Linked DNA regions of Homo sapiens: region 1 is linked to region 2. A link is an interaction called in ENCODE POLR2A ChIA-PET data of the cell type or tissue named here. Cell type or tissue: HCT116. All regions are shown on one strand. Each heading gives the region's core, and the rest is flanking DNA. Links, peaks and the distances in the headings are about the cores only.

Region 1 (5,396 bases), core at 155-5,154, 96 kb before region 2:
TTTTTAACTGTGTGCTGCTAGACAAGTTGCTAGCCTTTTTCCTTATCTAGCAAAATGAATAATAATAGTATCCATCTCGTATGGTTGGACGATTAATTAGGTAACAGTCACTGACAGCATCCATTTCTCACTGCTATTCATGCTCACGTATCAAAGAGTTATATCTTCTTCCTTCCAATGATGACATTTCTTCTACAACATTCCTGATGAACAGGTCATCTTGCCTAGACTTGACTCTCTTCAAGGTTGGGTGGGCCAGTGTGTGAGAAAATGTGAGTTATTTATGAATGAGTTTAGTTGTATTAAAGGTCGTCCTTATACTGAGCTTATGTTCACCTTTCTATCATTTTAACTATCTGGGGCAATAAAGAATTCACTGAAATCATTTTCTACATTACAGCAACATTTTAAGCCTGTGAAGTCATCTCTTGCATTCCACTTTTATATTTCATCTTGCAGATTAAACATCACAAGTTGTTGTAATCTTTCTTCTAATGTCCTCTGGATCCACTCCACTTTATGAATATTCTTTTAAAAATTTGTTGTCCTAAGCTGATCATGAAAATACAATGGACTCAGATTAGGAAAAACCATCTTGAAAATGAAGAACAAAGTTGGAGGAGTCACACTTCCCAATTCCAAAATTTTGTCCACAGCTTCAATAATCAAGACAGCATGGAACTGGCATAAGAGGAGACATAGATCAATGGAATAGAGTTGAGGGTCCAGAAATAAACCTTAACATGTATGGTCAATTGATTGCTAACAAGGATGTCAGAACAATTAAGTGAGTAAAGAATAGACATTTCAACAAATAATGCTGGAATTAACTGAATATCCACATGCAAAAGAATAAAGTTGAGCGCTTTTCTCACACCACACAGAAAAGTTAACTCCGGGTGGATAATAGACACAAATATATGAGCTAAAGCCATAAAGCTCCTAGAAGAAAACATAGAAGTAAACCTTCATGATCTTAGGTTAGGCAGTGGTTTCTTAGATATGGCACCAAAACACAAGCAACAAAAGAAAAAATAGGTAAGTTAGATCTTACACAATTAAAAACTTTTGTGTAGCAAACAGTACAAAATAGAATGTGAAAAGACAACCTACAGAATGGGAGAAAATATTTGCAGATCATATATTTGATAAGGAATTTGTATTCAGAATAAATAAATAACTCTTAAAAATCACTAATAATAAGATAAATAACTCAATTTAAGATGGGCAAAAGATCCAAATAGACATTTTTTTCAAAGAAGACAAATGGACAAAGTGCATTAGGGAAATTCAAATCAAAACCACAATGAGATACCACTTGACACCCACTAGAGTGGCTATAATAAAAAAGATGAAATTGACAGGTGTTCACAAGAATGTGGAAAAATTCGAAACCTGTTTACATAGCGCTGGTGAGGATGTAAAAGGGTGCCGCAAGGGTGCACTTTGGAAAACTGTCAGTATTCGACAATGTCTAACAATGTTAAACACAGAGTTACTATATGGCCTAGATGTATACCTAAGAGAAATAAAACATATATTGGCATAAAAACTTATAGCTAGGAGCAGTGGCACCCACCTCTAGTCCCAAATACTTGGGAGGCTGAGGCAGGAGGCTCATCTGAGCCCAGGAGTTGGAGACTAGCCTGGGCTATATAGTGAAACTCAATTTCTGAAAAAAAAAAGAAAAGAAAAAGAAACAAAAATCTCTTATATTGATCAATATTCAAATGTTCGTATTAAGTGTGGTCTATCCATACAATGAGGTATTATTCAGCAATAAAAATGAATGAAACACTGACACAGGATAGAAAATGGATGAGCCTCAAAGAATTGTGGTGCGTGAAAGAATCCAGTCACAAAAGACCACATATCGTGTAATTTCATTTATATAAAATATTCAGAATAGGCAGATCTATAGAGATGGGAAGTAGATTAGTGGTTGCTTAGGGGCTGGGTTAGGGGTGAACAGGAAATGACTACTGATGGTTACTGTGTCTTTTTTATAGATGATAAAAGTGCTGGCCAGGCGTGGTGGCTCATGCCTGTAATCCCAGCACTTTGGGAGGCCGAGGCGGGTGGATTACCTGAGATCAGGAGTTCAAGACCAGCCTGGCTAACATGGCGAAACCCCGTCTCTGCTAAAAATACAAAAATTAGCTGGGTGTAGTGGCATGCACCTGTAATCCGAGCTATCCAGGAGACTGAGACAGGAGAATCGCTTGAACCTGGAGGCAGTAAGCCAAGATCGCACCATTGCATTCCAGCCTAGGCGACAGAGCAAGACTCTGTCTCAAAAAAAAAAAAAAAAAAAAGTGCTCTGACGTTATATTATGGTGTTGGTCGCACAACTTTGTGAATATATGAGAAGTCATGGAATTGTATACTTTCAATGAATAAATTATAAGGCATACAAGTTATATCTCAATAAAGCTGTTTGCTAAATTTGGACGTCACTTTTTTTTTAAACAGCTTTGTTGAGGTATAACTCTGGTGTTATACGTTTAGTATTTGTTTGTTCACCTCTATCATAAGCTATATAAGCTATATGTCTCTTAGGACTGGGATCATTTTTATCAATTGTTACACCTCCACTTCCTTGTATAGTACTTTTTGCCCGAATGTTAATTTAAAAATGTTTGTTGAATGATACATTTTAGGCTAAATGAATACAGTTTGCATCAGCATTAGGGTAGACATGTCACATGTAGTCCACTAACCCTCCCCAAGTCTTTTATGTGAGTTGTTGTTAAGCCAGGGCAATTCTATCCTGTACTTGGGCAGAAATTTCTTGAAAAAAATCAAAGTTAAGAGTTTACATTTATTTTAAAATTTTTATCATGTTAGAACCCATCAGTCATTTTAGCCAGTTAAGTGTTTTTTTTTTTTTTTTTTTTTTTTGAGATGGAGTCTTGCTGTTTTGCCCAGGCTGGAGTGCAGTAGTGCGATCTTGGCTCACTGCAACATCTGCCTCCCAGGTTCAAGTGGTTCTCCTGCCTTAGCCTCCCCAGTAGCTGGGGTGACAGGTATGCACCATGTTGCCCAAGTTTTTGCATTATTTAGTAGAGATGGGGTTTCACCACATTGCCCAGGCTGGTCTTGAACTCTTGACGTCAAGTGATCTGCCCGCCTCGGCCTCCAAAGGTGCTGGGATTACAGGCATGAGCCACTGCGCCCAGCCAAGATTTTCTTGGATTTTTTTCTCTGTCATTAAGTGTAGTCTCTATTTCTACCTGCTTTGTACTACAAACCAATTTAAATAAGCATGCTGTCTTTCTCCATAAAAACATTAAACTGTAGAACAATGTTTTTATGGAGAAAAAGAGCTAAAGTCACATGCTGGTGGAGCATAAAACGCTCACTTGAAGAACACCTTGGTAATGGCTCCAGCTAACTGTACCATGACCTAATCCTGTGGCTGGAACCTCTGGGGAGTCTTATCCACCTCCCCAAATCCATTTGACAAGCTCAGGTCCAATACCACTTCTTTCATGGGCTATTCTCTGATCTTCTCAGAATGTCTATCTTCTATTGAATTTGCCACAATATTTTGTTTGTACTACTCTTGAGACATCCCACACAACCTTGAATTATAATTGCTCACATGGGTGTCTCAGCATTTATTCTAGACCATAAGATACTTAAAAGGAGGAATTGTGATTTCTTTGACAGTTTTGTCTCTTAGAATTTAAGGGTGAGGGTGCTTAATAAGTATTAGAAATAACGGATAAGTAAAATATTCAGTGCTATTAAAAATACTATTAAATCTCAACACCTCCAGGGGTTACATATCTGAAAAAAGATATCATACATATCTATATAAATTCTAAAATAAATTGAAATAGTCCATATCAAAAACCCTGCTGGAGTAGGTAACTCTTCACAATCGACTTCAATTATTCATGATATAATTTTTGCAGGCACATCAAAAATTGTATGTTTAGAGGTTAGAGGATGAATCCTCTTACAGTTTTCAAACCAGTCTGTACTAGCTTGAAATGTAATGTTTCTTGCACTTGAATTTTCCCTGCTTTGTGTCTGCCAGTCTTGGCCCAATGCTTGGGTACTTTTTTTATGTTATTGTGGTGCTTACAGGTGTTTTTCCAGCTGTGTTTTTCTATCCTGAGGTTACATCGGAGTATGACATGATCAAACCTCTTCTTTGCACCATGTCACAGAACCACCTTAATGGAAGAGTGGACAATAACTATTGTGGTTTTCTCCTATTTCAGGTGATGGAATGGAACCATGTGTGTACAAAAAGATACAGGAATGTACATATTCAGTTTGCAATATAAAAACATACACTGTGATTGGAGAGGGATTACAACATTCTAATTGCAATTTTTGTCATTTATTCAATAAATATTTCCTGGCTGGGTATGATGGCTCAAAGTGCCTGTAATCCCAGCACTTTGGGAGGCCAAAGCAGGCAAATCACCTGAGGTCAGGAGTTTGAGACCAGCCTGGCCACCATGGTGAAACCCCATCTCTACTAAAAATACACAAATTAGCTGGGTGTGGTGGTGCATGCCTGTAATCTCAGCTACCTGGGAGGCTGAGGCAGGAGAATTGCTTGAACTCGGGAGGCGGAGGTTGCAGTGAGCTGAGATTGCACCACTGCACCCCAGCCTGGGCAACAGAGTGAGACTCTGTCTCAAAACAAACAAACAAACAAACAAACAAATTCCTGAGTGCCTACCATATGCTGATTAAACTGTTCTAGATGTTGGAGATGCAGCTATGGACAAGACAAATACAGTCTCTTCTCTCCAGGAATTTACCTTCTAATGGAGGAGAGAGACAAAAACAACTTTGTACATAAACCTTTTCTGATAGTCATTAAGAAAATAAAGCAACATGGTGTCCAAATTCTAGATTGCTCATTTTAAAGGCTAGGGTGCCTAAAACCACAAGGAACATTTCAGAATTAGTAACATTCATACTTCGTAGAGCTATACTTAGGCTAATAAATGTTTGGTATTGTTGCCTCCCCAACAGCCACCTCAGACCACCTCCTGACTCCAAGTTTCCCTGCTCATCAATCCAAAATTTTGTTGAATATACTACTTCCCCACCCCCAATGGAGCTTAAGGGTTAACCTGAACTCTCTAAACCAATCAGGGCATTCCTACTGTCTTTGATCGTGAGTGTTGTAGGCAGAGACATATAACCCAATCCTTGCTAATGAGACTTGAGGTAGGACCCCAGCTTCCGGAGAGGTTGCCTGGCTCCTAAAAAGAGAAAGATACCGGAAAAGAGATGGACTCTTCTACCACTGGAAATCAGATGGTGTCCTGAGTGACATAAGTGTACTTACAACAGCCATTTTGCAACCATAAAGAAGCCAGTGGGAATACACAGGCTACGTGTCCTCGAAGGCACAGAAGAAAGAA
Region 2 (5,396 bases), core at 73-5,072:
CCTGTCCTTCCCCTTTGATAACCTGGTTCTCTCTGATCACTCACTCAAATATATACACATAAATCCTTCTGACACAAAAACATTCTCTCCATTCCCATTCTTTTATAAAAGTATCAAGTGTTGAGACCTCCAGTTACAACTCTGTTTTACGAAGCTTCCCAACACCTGTCCAGTAACTCTAATGCAACACCTCGAGGGCCCAGCCTGCCAGGATCTGGAGCTCTGGTCTTCACCCCCAAGACTCTGGAATCCGGGAATATGTCCTTCCCTAGAACATGTGTCTCACTGACTTTAGGGAAATAAGAACCGCCTGGTACTTATTTTTTCAAACCCCCTTAAAAGCAAACTTCCAAAATGCCACATTCCATTATCCCAAAACTCACCTTTAAAGGTAATGGGACATTAATAGATACCAATCGTACAACAAAAAGACAGAAATGCATAAGTAAAGAGTAGACTAGATAAGTGTAAGCCATTCATTGCTACGCCAAGTAAAAATTATGTTTGAGTGAAAAGGTATTTTTTTTTATCATTGGATTCGGTAATGAAGTGACAGGCACGTAAAAATCTTGCCTTTTCTTTATTTCTATTGTACTTACAAGGAGATAAACGTCTGTGTGTTCTGTTTTATTTGTAGTTCCCATTCCAAGATCTCATAAATTATTTATTTTTATTTGGGTTGTGTTGTCTCCTAGGATTTTACTTCAATGTGTTCGCCAGCGTTCTGCTAATTTTTATTTTAAAGGGGAAACATGGACAGAATCTCATTTACATCTAAAGCATGAGCTAACTCCAAATACTATCGCTTCTCCCCGGAACTGGTTTTTAAAATAGCAGGCTGGGCTCTTACTTCAAGCCTGACTCTGTTTTTCCCATCTCAACTTTATGTCTGTGCGATTTGTGAATTGTAAACAACAATCATTCTTTAATGTTCTTAGCGAAATACTTTGGCTGCATTTCAAGCCTTTTATGTATTCTCCTCATGACGTTATCTGTAATTAAGCTTTAGATAATTAACATTTCCCTCAAAATCGGTATCTCTATATCTTTCCCCCTTGTTTGTTACAGAACTTTAAATTAAATTCAGTACTGCTTCCACTCTGTCCTCATCCCTGATCCCAAAGGTCAGCCAAGTTTTAGTTTAGGTTTTTTTTTTTTTTTTTGCATGTAAATAATAAAAGGAGCATGGGTCAAAAAGTAGCATTTGATGTAGTAGTAAAAACCGGGGTTGGAGACTAGGAAAGAAATTGTCTTTATGCAGCTATACTATTCCTTTTTCACTCAAACTACTCTCAAAAGCCTTCTCAGCCAATTAATGGACTAAGGCAGCAGGTGATGGGATGACTGGAGGCGAGGAGCTGATTCAGCCGCACCTCTTAATGTATCCCAGCTACTTTTAGGAGCAGTTTGGCTCGTAGGCTGTTCTCTAGGCTGGAGAGGAGGCATTTTACTGTTCAGAGGTAGTGATAATATGCTGGGAAATAGTTCACACAAACCATTTCACCATTATTTTGTTATTTCAGCTATTAGGAAAATAGATGCTACATTTTACATCTAGATGGCACATATCTCTGTAGGAATTCCAACTCTTACAGAATCCATTTTCCTTTATATCCTTGTAGATGGGGGCGAGTAGTAGCGTGAATGAACCCTGTCTAAAGCATGTGGAAGACGAGGAGGAACGCAAAGCCCTTAACATCGAAGCTATAGGACAAACTGGCTGTATACTTTGCTTGAAGAATTATGAATCATGATAAAAGTAACCTGTAATGCCCCTAGAAATAGGGCTCTTGTTTAATCTCTGCTTAAACATTGACTAAAGACACAATGGCCACATCTAGCAATGTGATTCTGGAGACAGTGCTGCGGTCTGCAACGGGACATGAATGGCCAAGCCAAGCTTGCAAACATGGGATGCTGTGCGTGGGGACAGACCTATGGAGTCTTGCTCTGTTACTCAGGCTGGAGTGCAGTGGCATGATCTTGGCTCACTGCAACCTCCGCCTCCCATGGTCGAGCAATTCTCCTGCCTCAGCCTCCCGGGTGGCTGGGATTACATGTGCCTGCCACCACACCTGGCTGATTTTTGTATTTTTAGTAGAGACGGGGTTTCACTATGTTGGCCAGGCTGGTCTCGAACTCCTGACCTCAGGTGATCCACCTGCCTTGGCCTCCCAAAGTGCTGGGATTACAGGCATGAGCCACTGCACCTGGCCCAGATCATTTTTTAATGAAAGGGGAGTCTACCGTAAAAATTCAACACATGTCTTCAAAAGGGAAAAGGTTATCTTTCACAGAGGGTTTGAATGTAGTTATTAAAAGGTAACAAGCTTAGTACAACAGGAAATGAATTAGGGATGTTTTAGTCACACAAAGTAAATAATGATTCACGTTTACTAGGGAAGAAGCTGGAAACCTTTAGTATTTAAGACTGCAGGTGGGGTACTAAGTGCCTCATTACAATTATAAGTGGTTGATGCTGGGAAACCATCCTTCTAAAGAGGGTCAAGACCACTTTCTGCCTCTCTAGACACAGATAACCAAGAAGGTTGTAAAGACTGCTATTTGTAGAGAAATAGCAAAGCCAGCAATCTATTCTTACCAATGCTCTTTAAGAGCTCAGGTCTCCCATACTCAATCACCTAGTACATATTTCCACTGCATATGGTGACAGAATAATGTGTATAATATATGTAGCAGGGAGCCATGGACTGAATGTGTGTGTACCCCAAAAACTCATGTTGAAATTTAATCCCCAATGTGATAGTATTTGGAGGTGAGGCCTTTGAAAGGTGATTGGGTCACAAGGGCTCATGCATGGGATTAGTGTCTTATAAAAGAGACAAGGAATTGTCCTCTCCCTTCCACTATATGAGGATACAACAAGAAGGCGCCATCTCTGAACCAGGAAGCTGCACCAGACACTGATTCAGTTGGTGCCTGACCTTGGACTTCCCAGTCTCTAGAATTGTAAGAAATAAATTTCTGTTGTTTATATGCAGGCCAATCTATAGTATTTCTGTTATAGTAGCCCTAATGGACTAAGATACAGGATTTCCATTTGAACCAGAGTTGTGCTCAAACTAGTATTCCGAATACTGTGCAATGCTGGGAAAGGGTCCCCTTTTGAGAGTGACCAAGAGGTCCCCTGGACAAAAATATTGAAGGGAAAAGGAGATGCACAAGAAGAGGCCCTCGGTGAGGGACACCACTTCCGTGGATAGCAAGGTGCCTGTCACACCTGGTAAGATTTGCCTACGGTCCTAACTTTGTCTATGGTACTTACATGTTGTACAGCAAATTTGTCAATGGCAATCAATACAATGCTGTCACCTTCACATGCGATAGATAGTAGGGCTATGCAAAAACCTATATTTTGTTTTTCAAAAATTATCTTGCTTGAAAACTAGTGAAATCTACACGAGAAAAAATCCAAGAAATTTATTTATTAGAGCCACAAACCCAGAGGTTATTAATGAAACAAAAATGTTTTCTGCCCAGGCATTTCATACTGAAGCTGAAACAGCATGAAAATAAATGTAGGGTGTGGTGGCTCACACCTGTAATCCCAGCACTTTGGGAGGCTGAGGTGGGCGGATCACCTGAGGTCGGGAGTTCAAGACCAGCCTGGCCGACATGGAGAAATCCTGTCTCTACTAAAAATACAAAATTAGCTGGGCGTGGTGGCACATGTTTGTAATTCCAGCTACTCGGGAGGCTGAGGCAGGAGAATTGCTTGAACCTAGGAGGCAGAAGTTGCAGTAAGCCGAGATCGCGCCACTGCACTCCAGCCTGGGCAACAAGAGCAAAACTCCGTCTCCAAAAAAAAAAAAAAAAAGAATGTAGCATATTTAGAGCAGCAGATTTTTGTTTCTTTAAATGTTGTCCTCTTAAAGATATGAACATGTCCAGGCCAGTTATTCTCCCACAGACAGGATTTAGAGGGAGCTGTGTTTTCCATGGTGAAAATATCCAGATTCATCAAAAGAATAAAAAAAGCTCACAACTAGCTAAGCTCAAACCTTCAAGGGAATGACATGTGGAATTCCTCAAATGTTTACATTCAGAGTTCCAAAGATAGATATACTGTCTGCATAATTTGGTAAATACTTCTTTTGTAAAGTAAATATAATTTTTATTCTGAAAAACTTAATGACAGAGTTTTCCTCAAGGAAATTTTGGATTTAAAAATCCTTATTTAAGATAGCCAGTTTTATTTTTTCCTTTTTTTTTTTTCATAAAGTTGCAGGGCTGGGCGTGGTGAGTCACGCCTGTAATCCCAGTACTTTGGAAGGCTGAGGCTGGTGGATCACCTGAGGTCAGGAGTTCAAGACCAGCCTGGCCAACATGGTGAAACCCCATCTCTACTAAAAACACAAAAATTATCTGGGCATGGTGGCGCATGCCTGCAATCCCAGCTACTCGGGAGGCTGAGGCAGAAGGATTGCTTGAACCTGGGAGGCGGAGGTTGCAGTGAGCCAAGATCGCACCACTGCACTCCAGCCTGGGCGACAAAGAGAGAGTCCATCTCAAAAAAAAAAAGGTTGCAAAGTAGTCCTTAATTCAGATTACTGCTGGGAGATTTGATAAATAGGTGAACACAGCACTATGGTTAATACCGTTTGAATTGTACATGTATGAAATAAAAATATTACTCATTCCTCACAGTTATGGGTCGACTGGTTGGTATATAAAGCTAGTGTGAATGCAGGGCTGGACTGATCAGCTTCTTAGTTGGGCAGTGGTAGGCTGCACAGAACTGTGTCCTCCATGACCTATAATGAGTCCCGCTTTCTTGTGTTTGGGTGGCAACCACCCTAGAGGGGCCCAGAGGGCCCAGAGGGTAAGTAAGGACACTCATGCATAGTGCATGAACTTCTGTTAAAATAAGACAATGAAGATAAAGGATATGCTTCTGAGGCTGATGATACAGTTCTGAGACTGATATGCTCTCAATTTAAGTCTCAAACAAAGGAACTACTGTACTGTCCAGTTTAAATCAGATGCCAAGAAACTACAGATTCAACTCCCCCAGGACTCATACATGAATCTTAAGGTAATGGAGCTAAAATAAAACAGCAAGTAAACACTAAATGGTTGTTTTACAAAAACATTGGCAAGACCAACGTTTTGGGGTTTTGTAGCTTCTCCATTATAGAAGGTAGTCTTATTTTTTATGGGAAGAAGAGTATGTGGGAGATCAAATGTTTTAAGGTGATTGTTGCAATTGGTTTGCATATGGGGCAGACACAGCCTGTAGCTGAGCAGGCAGGAAGGATGAATGCCTTGACCAGGGTGTGGGCAGGCTCTTCAGCTGACAGGAAGATGGTGCCCATGGCATAGCCGAGGAGGTGGCAGCCAGAGCTCCAGCAGCGGCTGAGGTGGTTTCCCAGAAT

Evidence for each region. Peaks named below come from ENCODE experiments on the same cell type or tissue, not always from the same donor. Only the 100,000 strongest peaks of a DNase experiment are listed, where the experiment ranks them.
Region 1: POLR2A ChIA-PET joins it to region 2 with 5 read pairs; 2 of 35 experiments call an interaction of 5 or more read pairs at or near these places.

What each region holds. Positions count from the first base shown.
Region 1 is chr6:148,226,639-148,232,034 of GRCh38, reverse strand. It overlaps a transcript of SASH1 not described here. Among named protein-coding and RNA genes, the nearest start is that of SASH1, 110 kb to the left of the region's middle. In HCT116, for the core only: no CTCF peak of the experiment used is centred there; no DNase peak of the experiment used is centred there.
Region 2 is chr6:148,130,365-148,135,760 of GRCh38, reverse strand. No RefSeq gene overlaps it. Among named protein-coding and RNA genes, the nearest start is that of SASH1, 210 kb to the left of the region's middle. In HCT116, for the core only: no CTCF peak of the experiment used is centred there; a DNase peak (open chromatin) is centred at 2,362.